Linked DNA regions of Homo sapiens: all the other regions are linked to region 3. Evidence: chromatin contacts called from ENCODE Hi-C data. All regions are on one chromosome and are shown on one strand. The core of a region is the stretch at or near the end of the contact, and the rest is flanking DNA. Distances in the headings are between cores, read along the strand shown. Region 1 holds the start of KICS2 (KICSTOR subunit 2). Region 2 holds the start of LLPH (LLP homolog, long-term synaptic facilitation factor). Region 3 holds the start of TBC1D15 (TBC1 domain family member 15).

Region 1 (3,238 bases), core at 478-2,977, 7.6 Mb before region 3:
TGAATCAGTCACCATTCTTTGAGGTGGGGGAGTCTAAAAACAACTGAAACTGCCTAAATATTACCTACCTTCAGTATTACAGCTAGAATCCACCCCATTTTCACATATATAAAAAACATATATCTGTATATATTATACATAAATTATAATTTTCATACACATTTTTAATAAGTTATATGAATGCAAACTCAATCTGAGAGTACAAGGGCAGATATTTTGGTTTCGACTCTATCATCTACCCAACATAACTGCATATATAATTTGCTAATCTATAGAAAGGGGAATAATAACACCATAGCAGCAACTGCAAATTTGTGAGAAATGCCATTGTAAAAAGGGGAGGAAAAAAATAAGGTGAAACTATCTGACCAGTTTTTGCTAATAAATTAGCATACTAAATAAGTATGTATAAATCAACATACTTGCTACAGCAATTACGAACTCAGGAAGCCCTGTCTCTTGAGTGTTTACTGAAAGCTCAATAAGATGTACATGGTCACCTTCAGGCAATATAAGGAAAGTAGGGGGCTGGTTAGGGAACGGGGGGGGGTGGATCAAAATGAAATCTACACCAATTTTACATTTCTATTCTCTGTATTTTATATACGTGTCCTTCATTCACATCAGACCTCACGCTTCTGAAAATTGAAGAGTCTAAAACAGGTCAAAGTACTGACTCTGAAACCCCTAGGATTCAAATATATTTATTTGTCATAATTAAGCAGTAATATTATTTTGTATGCATATTCCATGCCTTTTACATCTATTATTTCCTTCTCATCTACTTATACTTATTGCTTCTACTAGTAAAAATCAGTTGAATCAGCTCTTGAATCTTATTTCAGAGGCAAGATGTACATGAAGTGCTAAGAGTGTTTACCATTTTCCCCTTAAGTCTCTTCTTGCTAGTGTTAGGCATATTTCTTGCCTTTCCTGCCCAATATTCATTTATTACTTTAGTCATTAAATATGTATTGGGGGACTATGAAGACGGGGTAGGACTCTAAATGTGACTCTCGGGCCTTAACCTTAAGAGGCCACACAACAGTGTTCAGTAATAGAACTAGGTTGTTTTGCAAAGTTTTGCTCTTCTGGCTGCAGCGTCACTAATTAAAACAATGAAGACATAGTTTGGTTAACTTCTCATTTATGGCATCAATCCATGCACGAGGCAAAAGGGCAAACCCTTCGGTTTGGGTCACAGCCCTGCAAAGAGCATCTACCCAGTTCGCCAATCTATCAGCAGCGCAGGCCGGTGGGCGGGGCTTGTGGAAGCCCAGGGAAGGAAAGGAACGGTGGGAGGAGATCTGGGAATGCCGAGTCGAGCCTGCGACTAGAAGTGACACAGAGACGGGAAACCCAAGCCACTGCCGACTGGGGAATATACCCCCTTTACTTCCTCCTCAAGGGGCTCGGGGGGCGGGGCGGAGGTACCTAGTTTCTGCCCCAGGTAGGTGAGGCTGTGATAGACCTTCTCGGCCGCGGCCAGGTGCGCCAAGGCCGCCAGCAGCGACAGCCAGCTGCCCCCCGCGCTCTTGTTGGCCTCTCGTTCCTTCTCCACATTGTCCTTAGCCTTGTCGTAAGAGAAGATACCCAGGTGAGAGAAGAACGTCTCCAGCACCGCCTGTTCCACCGGGACCGGGGCGGCCAGCGGGATAGACTCCCCCATGCGAGCTGCGCCCCAGCTCGACCCACGTGGCTCTCCTCGGCCTCGCACTTCCGGGTTCTGAGGGAACGGGCTTGCGCACAAGCGTGCGTGCGCGTGACCGCCTCCACCGGCGGACTCGTGAGCGCGCCGCTGCCGGGACCGCTCCTGGGCCTTAGAGAAGACGCGGATAAGGGCCAAGGAAAGAGGGAGGTAGCGGTTGCTGAGCTCCTTCGGCGCTTCGGCTCCTGTAGCTCTGACTATTCGGACCGTCAAGGTAGAATAGGAGGCGGCCAGTTCCCCGCTCTAAGAAGTTGCCTGCGCTCTGAGGTGAGCTGACAGGCCCCTCTCTGTGTGGTTCGTCAGCGCTGGTGACGTCATGCAAACGTGACGTCAGCCCTGGCCAGAACATCTGGCCTGGGCTCTCCAGGCACCTCGCTGGGCCGGCTGGGAGATGGGGAAGTGCCTGGAGTTGTGCCCACACTCACAGCAGGGACCCTAGTCAGCCCTGACACCTTCTACACCAACTCATGGAAGTGATTTGCTGAGATTAGAAGACTGACGGGTAAAGGTTGATCTCCTTCCCATTGCCTAGTTTTCATCACATCACACACCACCGGTTAACTCTCACCTGTATCCCGTTCTAGTTCTCCCGGGTCTGTGTTAGCCCTGCAACTAATAAGTAGAGCCCCTGGCCCAAACTGCATTAACCTTCCTTAAAAAGTTATCTTTTTTTTTTCTTTTTTTTTGAGACGGAGTCTCGCTCTGTCGCCCAGACTGGAGTGCAGTGGTGAGATCTCGGCCCACTGCAGCCTCCACCTCCCGAGTTCAAACGATTTTCCTGCCTCAACCTCCCTAGTAGCTGGGATTACAGGCCAGCGCCACCACACCTGGCTAATTTTCGTATTTTTAATAGAAACAGGGTTTCACCATGTTAGCCAGGCTGGTCTCAAACTCCTGGCTCAAGCAATCTTCCCACCTCAGCCTCCCAAAGTTTTGGGATTACAGGTGTGAGCCACCACCCCTGGCCAGAATGAAGAATACATTAATGTAAATTGTGCACGTTGTCATTTAGAATAATTACAAGTTCCTTTGGCATTTAAGAAACCCCATGAACCCGGCTCATACTTGTATGTCCACTACTTTGAAACACTACCCACTACTCAATAGTTTTTTCCTTTCTTCTTTGTGCATACTTATTTTATGCTTCTTAGTCACACTATTTAATCGCATATATTTACATATCTCTTTCCCCAAGTGGTGAGATCCCTAGGGTACAGTAGGGTTCACTTACAGTTATAATCTTTTCATATTGGACGGCGCAGCCATGTTTGTTGAACAAATGAGAGAATTGCCTATTTTCGTTTTTTCTCAAACTAGAGCTGTTCTGCCATCATCACTACCTTTTAAAGGAAATCCCACTAATCTAATTTTAATGAATAGGTATTGTGCACCTGTTCCCTATACTCAAGAATGTAATTGGATAAGATCAACCCTGTTAACAATGATACAAGGCAGTTTTTTTTTTTTTTGGTTGTTTTATTTTGTTTTGTTTTTGGACAGGGTCTCACTCTTTCCCCCAGGCTGGAGTTT
Region 2 (3,264 bases), core at 537-3,036, 5.7 Mb before region 3:
GCTATCTCTTGAACATCTTTCATTAAAACATCACCGTCTAGTTTGAGAATACTTTTAAGCCTGCTGGCCTCCTTTGGGGCATTCTTTTTTCTCTTTTCAGCACGCATCTTTCTTTTCCACTTACTCCGTAAGCTTTTAGCCATGTTTTACCTGAAGTTAACAAAAACACACATTCAAAAGCAAATCTTTAATATAAAAAAGAAAACAGGCAAATCCTTAGAAAACCAGGCCAACAGGTATCTCTACAAAACAAGTGAAAAGTAAAACTCTTCAATCTGTTCACTTTTTAGGACTTAACATGCAACTTATATGAAGATCAACATGGTACATACACAGTCACTAAATAACAAGATATCAAATCAAACTTGTGGTCATAAGCAAACTACAAATCAAACCAATTCTGAAAGCACCTTGCATGTCTTTTTTCTTTTTTTTTTTTTGAGACAGAGTCTTGTTCTGTGTCCCAGGCTGGAGTGCAGTGGCGCGATCTCAGCTCACTGCAACCTCCACCTCTCAGGTTCACGCCATTCTCCTGCCTCAGCCTCCCGAGCAGCTGGGACTACAGGCGCCCGCCACCACGCCTGGCTAATTTTTTGTATTTTTAGTAGAGACGGGTTTTCACCGTGTTAGCCAGGATAGTCTCGATCTCCTGACATTGTGATCCGCCCGCCTCGGCCTCCCAAAGTGCTGGGATTACAGGCTTGAGCCACCGCGCCCGGCTGAATTTCTTTACAAAATACAGAAATTTAATTTCCCCAGAATGCAACAGCGTCATCACCTTACATTTATGCAACAGCTTACAAATTACAAATGATTTTTATAAACACTTCACCTCATCTTCATTATCCATCCTCTCAAGCCAACTTAACGACTGTAAACTTATCTATTCCTACTCTTGTTTTCTTTCCACTCAGTTCCGCCCTAAATCCTCCACAAGGTGCTCAGTGTGATCTTTTAAAAAAGCATTCACTGCCTTTCTTCGAGTTCTTTAAAGACCTCCTCCCTCATATATATTCAAGATCTACAAGGTCATTTGTGATCTGTCCCCTGCCTCCTTCAACTCTATTTCATTTCATTCTCCATCCCCATCCCCGCAGGCACCAACTACGTCTGTAAAGAGTCCAAACTATCTCTACGTCAGTGCCTTCATATTTGCTGTCCCTATGCCTGGCAACTGCTCTTCTCAAGGCTTGCTCCTTCATTCGCTACCTCAGAAAGGACTCCTCTGACCTCCGTAAGCTCCCTTCCCTGCTTATTAAGTGTTACAACCTGAAACCATTGTTTTCTGTCACGCCCCCCGACCCTCTCCCCAGACTGTAGACTCCACGAAGGTAGAGGGAAAGGTCTTGTTCACTGCTGAATCGCACACTTTTTGCATACTTGTTGAACGAACCACTAACATTTTTTGAACGCCGGCAATCACAGTCATTCCGCTCCCTTGTCTACATAACTCAACCCTTGCGAGGGGCTAGGAAAGCGGGCGGCAAACAACCTTGAGGGCCGAAGTTAACTTCAGCGGGAGTGAACGACAGGGGTGGGCTCCACTTTATCCAGTGCACTCGGAAGCCGGAGGGCCCCCACCAAAAAGAGCAAGGGGAACCCTCGCCCTCAACAAGGCCTGCATCTCCGGACTGGAGCTCAAGTATAGCCCAGCGAGTGTCAAGAAACGAAATTCTCCAAGGGTGGCGGAATCAAGCCCCAAGTCCCATGTGTCACTGGACCGGTGAGGAACCGAACTCACCTGAGAAACGAACACCCACACCTCACGCTCACGCCGACCGGAAGTCTTTGCACTTCCGTCTTCCGGGCGGAGGCCACCCGGGGCGGACGCATTGCACGCCGGGAGACAAAATGTCTCAAGAAGCCTTGAGAGGCGGGATTTTGGAACCCGGGCGCTGACGAGCTTCCGCCATTGGTGTGATCGCGGACCTAGAAACTTGGTCCGTCCCATACAGGTGTAGAAGTCGGATTTGGAGAATGCTGACGGGTGTCCGGTCAAGGTTAGGCCCCAGGTAGGTCCGCTTTCCGGACGTGGGCAGGGTAGCCCCGAGACTAACCTATGGAGTGAACCTGGCCAGGGGACCCTACTTGTCAGATAGGGAGCTCCGAGCCGACCTTTAGATCTGACCTCAGCGTTTACATGATACTCATGTATTTCCTTAGATCAAGTCAGCCTAGATCAGGTGTTCTTCCAGAGGCCGTATTGAGATCATTTTTATTTGCAGCCTGTGCATTTTCTCATCTCGGGTGATGGCCTCACAGATGTACACATATGTAAAACCGTATCAAACTGCACACTTTAAATATGTGCAACTTATTGCATGTCAGTTATACTCAAAGCGGTTACCAAAAACAGAAAACAAGCTTTTCCTACCCCAGAGAAGAATTTAAAGGGTAAAATGATCAAAGGATTTCAGTTCTATCAATGTTTACCTGTCTGATCACTTACGTATCAGACACAATGCTAAGCCTAGGACGATTGTCTTAGCTCACGAATAACACTTACTGTACAACTATTTCTACTGGCATAGGCTTTGGAACCATATAGGTCTGTGTTGTACTCTTGCTTCCAACACTTGTGAACGATATGGGTGAGTAATTAATGTCATAAGGGCCTGAATTTCCTTGTCCCTAAAGTGAACATAATACAACCTAATTGATGCTGTAAGAGTTCAACAAATGGTACCCTTTTTACATTATAGTTTCAAAAGTATAGCTACACAGTACTATTTGTAAGCAATGTTTCTAGAGATTTACGACATATACCCAAAAAACATGTCTTTAATGATGGCCTGGTAAACTCCTGCTGGTTGCCAGAAAAAGGGGTTCTGAGGCAATCTATGGGTACCTTTTTTCTTTAAATTTGTGTCCTTTATGAAACCATGCATAGTATGGAAATTACTGAATTCAGAATATAGCAAGGTTAAAGAGGCTGAAAAAAACCTAGAACATTTGATATAAAAAAAGGAAGCATGCCTAAGAAACCTGGTTTATTTAAATGAGATTTCGTTCTTATAAAGCAAGTGAATTTCTGTTTTACAAGTTAACCATATACTGTACCTCATCTTTCAAATGAGAAGTTAGCTACCTCACCCAAAAATATAAGTGCACATTGCATTTTAGAGAAAACTTATATTCTGATAGTCCATATTTACTGTATCTTGTTTAACATACCAGGACAAGACTTTTGAATAGGCACTTGGCACCAGAAAAAATAATTTACCTATTATGAAAATGTCATGTTGTTAAAATACCATGCCATGA
Region 3 (3,250 bases), core at 74-2,573:
AGCTAGTTGCCACCTACCTCAACCAAACTCAAAAGCCTCTAACCCCTCTCCACTGTGTGAAGACGGAAGTACCTCAATGGACACAAGTGTTTTTGGTGAAAGGGACTTTTTATTCTGCCCCGGAGCTAGGGAAATCCCAGATCTGTGCCAGAGTTATCAAGGGGGTAGTATATAATCATTCTCTGCATTCTTTTACAGCACTGAGAACAAGTAAAATTCTTACCTTAGTATCTTTACAAATCATTTTACCACACATGTATTGTCGTATGAAATCCCTACAACCACTCCATGCAGGAGTAATTCCCAGTTTACATCCTGAAGCTCTGATAAATTTAGAAACCTGCTTTAAGTCACAGAGCTAATAAGTAATGTGTAGGTGCTATAAACTATGTGCCTTGGGCTCTGCAGCTATGAGGGCGTGGTATTATCACAGTTCCTATCGAAATACCTTGCTGGAGGTCATGTGTGAGTGGCAGTGACCAGACAAATAGAGAAACCTCATATACAGAGGGGAAAAGTCTCCATGTATAGTGCCTGGGATATCTCCATGTTAGTGCTGCTCTTTCTTGGATCTTCACCGCAACGCCACTATCTTGATTTTACTATAAGAAACTGAGGTTTCGAGTGCACTGGTGATTTGCCTACTGCCACAAAACCAGGCTAATGGGCTGGGCGCGGTGGCTCAAGCCTGTAATCCCAGCTCTCTGGGCAAAGGCTGAAGCGGACGGATCACCTGAAGTCAGGAGTTCGAGACCAGCCTGGGCAACATTGGCGAAATCTCGTCTCTAATAAAAATTTAAAAATTAGCTGGGCGTTTGACGCGCGCCTGTAATCCCAGCTACCCGGGAGGCTGAGGCTTGAGAATCGCTTGAACCGAGTGGCGGAGGCTGCAATGAGCCGAGATCGCGCCACTGCACTCCAGCCTGAGCGACAGAGCGAGACTCCTTTTCTACAACAACAACAAAAAACCAGGACAAATCTTGCTGGCTTCCAGTATGGTATTCGTTTCATCTCACCAAACTGGCGTGGCCTGCGCTAGCTTCAGAGTCTCGACAAACTCCAATACAAGTAAGGTACACATTATTTTAGCAGTCTTCCTTGGGGAGGACGTGGGGCAAGCACAAGCGTAGCGTTAGGCCTGAGACTCCACCCCAGCCGTCTCTGAGCCCAGTTCAGCACGCACGCGTCAGGCGGCTTTTTTCCGCCCGGCTCCTTTCCTCCACTCCCTTCCCGCCACTCCCCGCCCTTTTCCCGCCCGGATGTTATTCTAGTTTTGCCGGATGTTGTTGTATGTCCGAGAGACACGTGAGGTTCTGCTACGTCATTACCAGGCACGCGCAGGAAACATGGCGGCGGCGGGTGTTGTGAGCGGGAAGGTAGGTAACGGCCTCCAGGAAGACCTCGGCTTTTCTCTGGGACGGGGATGCTTTTGCTCCCTGGCAGCTGGTTGGGGGAGGGACACGAGGGACTTTCTGTGTCCGGACAACCCGTGGCGTCTGTAGGAGAAGACTGGGTGGTACCAGCTGGTTTCCCGAGAATGCCAGTTCAGCCGCGGAGTTATAGAGCCGGCTACTGCTCCAAGGCCAGCTAGGCCTCGGCGCTCTTCTGCCCCAGAGCAGAGAGGCTTTTATTCGTATTACCTTTACTAAGGGACAGGTGGCTCTCTAGTTCCTTTTTTCCCCCGATTCACTGTTTCTTGACTCTAGTTCTTTATGTCTACTCTTCTGACTCCAGCGTCTTTTCTCTCTTTGAAGCGTTAACCCGACTTGCCTCTGTCTTCTTTGCTACAGTTTGGTGAAGATGTTTATGCTTCCTTCGGGAGGAGCTGAATAGATGCTAGGCAGCTAGCTGTGCGCTTAGAAGAAACGAGTGTATTGGGTCTGTTTTTACCAAGCTGCTGAGTTGGTTGGTGGTTGTGAGCAGCAGGACGTGTTTCCTGAGAGAAATGGAGATTTACACCATCCTGTGCTTGTCTAGGAAGGCGTCCAAATATTTATTTCCTAGGCATTTCAGTAGGAGTATTGGTCATGCTGGTTTACGGAGGTGGTCAGTGACACGCCTAATTTCGTTGGAAACTAGAATTACGTGCGGAGATTTCGTCGAATAGTGCCTATTCGCGTTCCGAGGGCACATCTTATGCATAGTTAGGGCTATCAGCTTTATGATATGCCACCGATAGTATTTCCCAGTGCAGGAGTATTTCATAAACAGCTGGAATCAACTGAAGTGACTCATCGAACACTAATGGTTGTTTACTCATTGCAGATAGCGTCCTCTGTTCCTTGAGTTTCACTCATGTCTCCCTGTTGCTTTCCCTACCCCATTTTGAATTATTTGACAGCGTTTGTGGTTTGGTGTTTGGAGTATTAGACTAGGCGGCTGAATGACAAATATGGGCTTGGTTTTGCTGTTAATCTGAAGTATGACCTTGGAAAATTGGGCAATTGTGACTTTTGTCTTTTCGCGTTCTTTATCTGTAGAATGGAGGAGATGCCAATCATTATTTCTTGTATTGGAGTTGTTAGGGTTATATAAATTTTTTTTTAAAAAAACATAAAATTACACACTTGTACCTACTGGCTCTTTTAAAGGATAGGTGGGCATCCTTTTTTGGATTATTCGTGCTCCTTGGTTGTCTTGTCAGTTTTTTTCTTTTTATATTCAGGGTGGATGCTGATATACTGCTTGACTTACTGCGTATTTGAAGATTATCCTGTTTGATTTTCCATCTAAACTGATCCAGGCTGGGACTTTTCAAGAGGGGATCCCTTCCGTTTAAACATCTCCCTCTTTCAGGTTTGGATTGATTTTGAAAGAATCCTTGAGGCAATGAAGCAGAGTTGTGAAATGAAAAACATTTTTCACTCTTTGCAGCCACTACCTTTCATAGTCTGACTTCTTAAAGTGAGACTTATATTTAGTAATTCTGCTTCATAACCTCATTTATTCTCATTCACTGCAAATTCACATCTATTGCCATCACTCCACTGAAACTAGTTTTCCATGCCAAAAGCTGCTCCTCTCCCAAGTAATACTATCATGACCAACAAAACCCACTTGTTCTTCTCTCAGTAAGTTCAGATCTGGTTTAATGGCATCATCTTTCACCTGGTTGCATGTTAAACATACTTGGAGGCATTCATTCCTATAACACTCTCTAATCAATAACCATGTCCTACCAGTTTTACCTTAAGAGGTTTCTTAAATTTACTGCATCTTCTTTACTATCAGCGCATAGTTCAGGCTTTTA

The links. Hi-C counts contacts between places; a loop is a spot of excess contacts on that map. Pooled maps may share reads with other maps.
Region 1: a pooled map shows a loop between it and region 3 (14-fold over the local background). The contact joins the promoter of KICS2 here to the promoter of TBC1D15 in region 3. A Hi-C loop is called at or near these places in 7 of 50 pooled maps.
Region 2: a loop to region 3 is called in a pooled map, with 10 times the contacts of the local background. The contact joins the promoter of LLPH here to the promoter of TBC1D15 in region 3. A Hi-C loop is called at or near these places in 3 of 50 pooled maps.

What each region holds. Positions count from the first base shown.
Region 1 is chr12:64,220,569-64,223,806 of GRCh38, forward strand. It overlaps KICS2 (KICSTOR subunit 2), which reads right to left and starts at 1,728. Exons shown (of 3, transcript NM_152440.5): 1 at 1,435-1,728. The coding sequence starts at 1,669. It overlaps LOC124902952 (a long non-coding RNA gene), which reads left to right and starts at 1,781. Exons shown (of 2, transcript XR_007063347.1): 1 at 1,781-1,975. RefSeq lists enhancers at 1,252-1,371, 1,442-1,501, 1,536-2,130, 1,612-1,701, 1,852-2,041 and 1 more.
Region 2 is chr12:66,128,964-66,132,227 of GRCh38, forward strand. It overlaps LLPH (LLP homolog, long-term synaptic facilitation factor), which reads right to left and starts at 1,787. Exons shown (of 3, transcript NM_032338.4): 1 at 1,742-1,787; 2 at 1-150. The coding sequence starts at 143. LLPH-DT (LLPH divergent transcript) reads left to right here and starts at 1,788. Exons shown (of 2, transcript NR_125724.1): 1 at 1,788-2,012. RefSeq lists enhancers at 1,511-1,660, 1,701-1,810.
Region 3 is chr12:71,838,436-71,841,685 of GRCh38, forward strand. TBC1D15 (TBC1 domain family member 15) reads left to right here and starts at 1,324. Exons shown (of 17, transcript NM_001146213.3): 1 at 1,324-1,376. The coding sequence starts at 1,347.